Regions from separate parts of the Homo sapiens genome. Here region 1 is linked to region 2. The links are chromatin loops, found by intact Hi-C in ENCODE. Cell type or tissue: heart right ventricle. All regions are shown on one strand. Each heading gives the region's core, and the rest is flanking DNA. Links, peaks and the distances in the headings are about the cores only.

What was found. Hi-C counts contacts between places; a loop is a spot of excess contacts. Peaks named below come from ENCODE experiments on the same cell type or tissue, not always from the same donor. Only the 100,000 strongest peaks of a DNase experiment are listed, where the experiment ranks them.
Region 1: a loop joins it to region 2, with 5 times the contacts of the local background. A loop is called at or near these places in 3 of 110 quality-filtered maps.

Annotation. Positions count from the first base shown.
Region 1 is chr7:63,983,139-63,986,051 of GRCh38, reverse strand. It overlaps the pseudogene LOC107986731. Among named protein-coding and RNA genes, the nearest start is that of ZNF722, 14 kb to the left of the region's middle. In heart right ventricle, for the core only: no CTCF peak of the experiment used is centred there; no DNase peak of the experiment used is centred there.
Region 2 is chr7:64,044,219-64,047,131 of GRCh38, reverse strand. ZNF727 (zinc finger protein 727) reads right to left here and starts at 1,698. Exons shown (of 4, transcript NM_001159522.3): 1 at 1,508-1,698. The coding sequence starts at 1,510. In heart right ventricle, for the core only: no CTCF peak of the experiment used is centred there; a DNase peak (open chromatin) is centred at 1,721; H3K4me3 peaks cover 2,071 bases; H3K27ac peaks cover 1,679 bases.

The sequences.
Region 1 (2,913 bases), core at 107-2,606, 61 kb after region 2:
TTTTATTTGAGGTTACCACAAGGCTTGCAAATAACATCTTATAACCCATTTCAACTAATGGCAACTTAACATATTGTAAAAAAGAACAAACGAAAAAGAAAAGAGGAAACAAATAAAAAATACACTTTAACTTTATTCCTCCACTTTTTAACTTTGTTGTTTCTTTCTTTCTTTCTTTCTTTTTTTAAGATGGAGTTTCACTCTTGTTGCCCAGGCTGGAGTGCAATGGCATGATGTTGGCTCACCACAAACTCTGCCTCTGGGGTTCAAGCAATTCTCCTGCCTCAGCCTTCCAAGTAGCTGGGATTACAGGCATGTGCTACCACGCCAGGCTTATTTTGTATTTTTAGTAGAGATGGGGTTTCACCATGTTGGTCAGGCTGGTCCCAGACTCCAGACCTCAGATGATTTGCCCTACTTAGCCTCTCAAAGTGCTGGGATTACAGGCATGAGCCACTGCGCCTGGCTTTTTGTTTCTATTTATATCTTATTATACTGTCTGTGTCTTGAACTTGCTATGGTTAGTATTTTTAATAACTTCAACAGCCTCAAATGGAAATGTAAGAGTTATGGCCTTAAAGAGGAGGTAGAGAAAGAGTTATTGTTTTTTAATAACTATACAAGTCACTATAGAATAATCTTTCAGTCTTTTCAAAATAGCAATAGTTTACACACCACATTTGCAATGCTATGAAATTCTGTGTTTGTGCACTTAATATTACCAGTGAGTTTTGTACCAGATGCTTGCTTGTAGCTCATTAATGTTTTTTTCCTTTAGATTAAAATACTCCCTTTAGCATTTTTTGTAGGACAGGCCTGATGTTAATAAAATCCGTGTGTGTGTGTGTGTCTAGAAAGGTTTTTATTTCCCCTTCATGTGTGAAGGATATTTTTGCTGGATATATTATTCTAGATAAAAGTCTTTTCCTTCAGCACATTAAGTATATCATGCCACTATCTCCTGACCTCTAAGGTTTCCACTGAAGAGTCCGCGGTCAAACATTGGTTTGTCTGTTTGAATGCTGTCTGTTTCTTTTCTCTTGCTGCTTTTAGGACTCTTTATCTTTACCCTTTGGGAGGCTATTATTAAAGGCCTTCAGGTAGTCTTATTTAAGTTAATTGTGCTTCATTTCTATAACCTTCTTGTACTTGAATATTAATATCTTTCTCTAGGTATGAGAAGTTCTCATTATCCCTTTGAATAAACTTTCTATCCTGAACTCTCTCTCTCCCTCCTCTTTAAGATCATAACTCAGAGTTGCCCTCTTGAGGATATTTTCTACATCTCATAAGCATGTTTTATTGTTTGTTAATTTTTTGTCTCCTCTGACTGAATATTTTCAAATAGTCTGTGTTCAAACTCATTAATTCTCCTGCTTGATCAATTCTGCTGTTAAGAGACTGATGCATTCTTCAATGTCATTTGAGTTTTTCAGCACCAGAATTTTGTCTTGATTTTTCAAAATAATTTTAATTAACTTGTTAAATTTACCAGATCAGATTCTGAATTTCTTTTTGGTGTTATCTTGAATTTTATTGAGCTTTCTCAAAACAGCTATTTTGAATTCTCTCTCTGAAAGGTTACATGTCTCTGTCACTAGGAATTGCACACTGGTGCCTTATTTAGTTCATTTAATGAGGTTGTGTTTTTCTGGATAGTCTTAATTTTTGTGGATGTTCATTGATGTCTGGGCATTAATGAGTCAGGTATTTATTTTAGTCTTTGCATTCTGGGCTTTTTTTTTTAACCTGTCCTTCTTAGAAGGGCTTTCTAAGTATTCAAACAAAACAGTGTTGTAATCTAAGTCTTCAGTCATTGCAGTCATATCTGCATTAAGGGACTCCCCAACCCCAGTAACACAGCAAGGCTTGCAGACTTGTAGAAGTGCCACCTTGGTGGTCTTAGGTAAGATCTAAAAGAGTTCCTGGATTACCAGGCAGGGACTCTTTTTCTCTTTCCTTACATTCTACCAAATAAATGGAGTCTCTCTCATGCTGAGCTGCCCAGAGCTGGGGTAGGGGTGACACAAGTGCCCTGTCGCCACCATCACTAGGACTGCACTGGGTGCAACTCAAAGCCAGCACAAGACTGAGTCTCACACAGGCCCACAGTGACCACTGACTAGCTACCACTGATATTCACTCAAGGCCCATGTTCTCTTCAGTCAGGAGGTGGTAAATCCTGCCAGGCTTATGTCCTTTTCTTCAGGGCAGTGAGCTTTCTTACCCACCCTGGGCTGGGGCATAACAAAATGCCATCTGGTAGCCAGAACATGGAGTCAGGAACCTTAGGCATTTACTTGGTGCCCTATTTTACTGTGGCTTAGCTGGCACTGAGGCCAGGAGACAACATCCTTCCTACTCTTCCCTTTCCTTTCTCAAGCATAAGAAGCCACTCCCTGTGGCCACCACCACCCAAAGCCCACAGCAAGTACTTCCAGGCTTCTGCTGGTATTTACTGAGGACCCAAGGGCCCTTCAGTCAGCTTGTGGTGAATTCTGACAGGCCTGCATCTCTTCCTTCAAAACAGTAGGCTCCTCTCTGGCCCAGGGTGGTTCCAGAAATGCCATTGAGGAGCCAAGGCCAAAAACCATGGACCTCAGGAGCCCTCTTGTTACTCTACTCCACTGTGGCTGAGTTGGTAACCAAGCTTCAAGACAAAGTCCCCTTTCCTCTTCCCTCTCTCTTCTTCAAGCAAGGAGTCTCTCCACATGGCTGCCACAGCTTGAATTGCACTGGGTCATACCTGAAGCCAGCACAGCTCTGGGTCTCACCCAAGCCTGCAGCAAGTACTACCTGATTACTGCTAACATTTATTCAAGGCCCAAGGGCTCTTTAGTCAGCAGGTGATGAATCCTGCCAGGACTAAGTCCTTCCCTGCAAGGCAGTGTGTTCTCTTCTGTCCCCGGGTGT
Region 2 (2,913 bases), core at 191-2,690:
GACAAAACCAAGGACCCTGTAGAGCATTAAAATAACTAAATAGCTGGCAATTAGGCTGAAATGGCCATGATGCTCTGGGATTCTGCCTAAGGAAACCTAACTACGTCGAAAGAATTTCTTACAAATTACTAACTTTGAGAAAAAAAAAAAAAACACAAAACTTAGGCTTAACCAACCACAAGCTGCCAATAAAGCTCTAAGTACATAACCAGGACATTTCCACCGGATGGGTGCAAATGCAATACATAACTGTAACCAATCAAATACTGAATCTGGTTTGCTTCCTCATACCTCTTACAAAAGCCTTTTGTTCCAAGTCTCTCCTTTGAGCCCCCAAACCATAGTTGGATATTCTCTGATTCATAAATTGCTGTTTGTGCAAATAAACTGTTTGTATTAATCGGTTCTGGCATTACTATAAATGCCTCAGACTGGGTAATTTATAAGAAAGAGGATTAACTGGCTCATGGTTCCACAGGCTGTACAGAAAGCATAACACCAGCATCTGCTTCTGGGGGGGCCCCACCCAGGAAGCTTAAAATCCTGGTGCAAGGTGAAGCAGGAGCTTGAAAAGAAGGCAAGGGGGTTGCTATACACTTTTAAATAAGAACTTCAGGGAACTCAGTCACTATCGAGAGGTCAATACCAAGAGGAATGGTGCTAAACTATTCATGAGAAATTCACGCCCATAATCCAAACACTTTCCACCAGGCCCCACCTCCAACATGGGGTATTACATTTAAATAGGAGAGTTGGGCTGGAAAACACTTCGAAACTATATCCTAAAGATGCCTCAATTTAGGCTACGACAGTGGCTCATGCATGTAATCCCGGCACTTTAGGAGGCCCGAGGGGGGCGGATCACCTGAGCTCCGGAGTTCGAGACCAGGCTGAGCAACATTGCAAAAACCCGTCTCTACCAAACAAACAAAAAACAAAACCACAAAACCAGGCGAGGTGGCGGCGCATGTCTCCCTAGTCCTAGCTACTTGGGGAGCTGGGGTGGGAGGATCATCTGAGCCCAGGAGGTGGAGGCTGCAGTGAGCCGAAATCTTGCCACTGCACTTTAGCCTGGGCACAGAGTGAGACACTGTCTCCAAAATAAATAAATAAAATAAGCCACAATTTTTAAAAGGAGAAAGGAGGGACTGGGGACCCCAAGGCCCACTGCTTCTTCCACGGAGGAACTCCAGACCCTGAATGAGGATTCTCGTCTTATGACGTCCCCGCACAATCTGGAGGAGACTCGGGATTGCGACACAGAGCTGCCCAAAAAGTCTCTGGGCTGGAAAGAAATTCGCGTTTATGGACAAAACAAGACGCTCGGGTTTTGGCTGCAGGCTCAGCTCCTAATCTGCGACGGAGGGAAGTGAGGACTGAACTGTGCCCACGGGGACTCGGAGCTGCTGCAGAGCTGACCGCGAGGCCAAGATCCCACCGCAGCCAGTTCCGACCGGATTCAAACAGCCTCTTCCCCCTTCTCGGGACACCCACTCCGCGCACTCACCATTTCCCAGCCTCCGGATGTTCCGCCTTCTTCCCTATGGATCTCCCAGTACCTGCAGGTCACAGGATAACAGGGGCTATGGTGGAGTCACCGAGGAGCTAATGGAGCGGAAGAGATGGAATAGTACAGACGGGTACTGGACTCAGAGCCTAGAAGCTAGGAGACGAAGGCCTTGCCATATTGAAGAGCCCGCCTCTTCCTCTCTAGCTGCGCACCTGATTGGGCAGTTTTCACGCTAGCACCACTGATTGGCTGGGGTTCTCCGCCCCACACATTTAGACCCTGATCGACAGGAGATGTAATGAGACACTGGGCTGAATGAGGAAAGAGTGACAGGTTTTTGCCTGCAGCATGTTCAGGCAGCGATTTCTCCTTGTGTTGGGGGCCTGGCCCTGCCTGAGGGACATTTGTATTTAACGTTGTATATAAGATTATATCACTTTCTGATTATATTTACGTGTGTGTATATCAATTTCTGAATTATAGTTATGTGTATGCTGCAGGCCCTGTCTCAGCATCCTGTCTTTCCCTTTAGTTGCAGGAGATCAAAGTCCTCCAGGAGATGCAGCTGCACCAGCTGGCTGCAGACAATTATCACCTTCAGTCTGTGAAGCAATTTTGGGTCTGCTTCCAATTAATGGAGTGTCTCAGTGAGACTGAGAGGTGAGGGCCTAGCAGATTGGTTAGTGCCACTCACCCAGACCTCCCAAAACACCCTGTTTCTTTCCCACCAAAGCTGAGCCTGCCTGAGGACCTAAACAAGCATGGAGAACGAAGATGGGACCCTAGTCAGGGATAGTGCTGGGCTGTGGGGTAAAGTCAGCTGGGTCAGTGCCTCCAGGTGTGGGAAGGAGCCGGCCTCTTCTCTAGGGCCCTGGGCAAGTCACTGCCCTCTTTGGGCCTCTGTTTTCTTATCCAAAAAATGTAGGGATGATGAGACTGAGAGGGGCTAATGATGAGCTTCAAAGGAGAAAAGAACTTTGAGAGTGCTTGTGCCTGGCTCTTCCTGAGATGATGAGAACAATGGTGACAGCTACATATAACTGAGTCCTCACAAGGCCCAGTGAGGTAGGTGGTTCCCATCACACTTTCAAGTTGAGAAAACAGTCTCAGGGAGGCCTGGCTGCATGCCCAAGGTTCCACATACAGGGAGTGTTGGAGCAGGGAGTCAATCTAGAATCAGAACTTACTGGAGATGACAGGAGCATTGGACCAGCTTACTCACACCAGTTATCCAGGATACCAGGTCAGTGTAACTGGGCATAACTGGGTGAAGGGAGCATAGTATCACTGACCTTTTCTTTGACTCTGGCAGATGAAGACATCCACGTTGGCCACCCTGGAGACGAAACCACAGAGAGGCCAGATGAGGCTAAAGCAGCAAAAAGGCAGTGTCCCTGTGATGG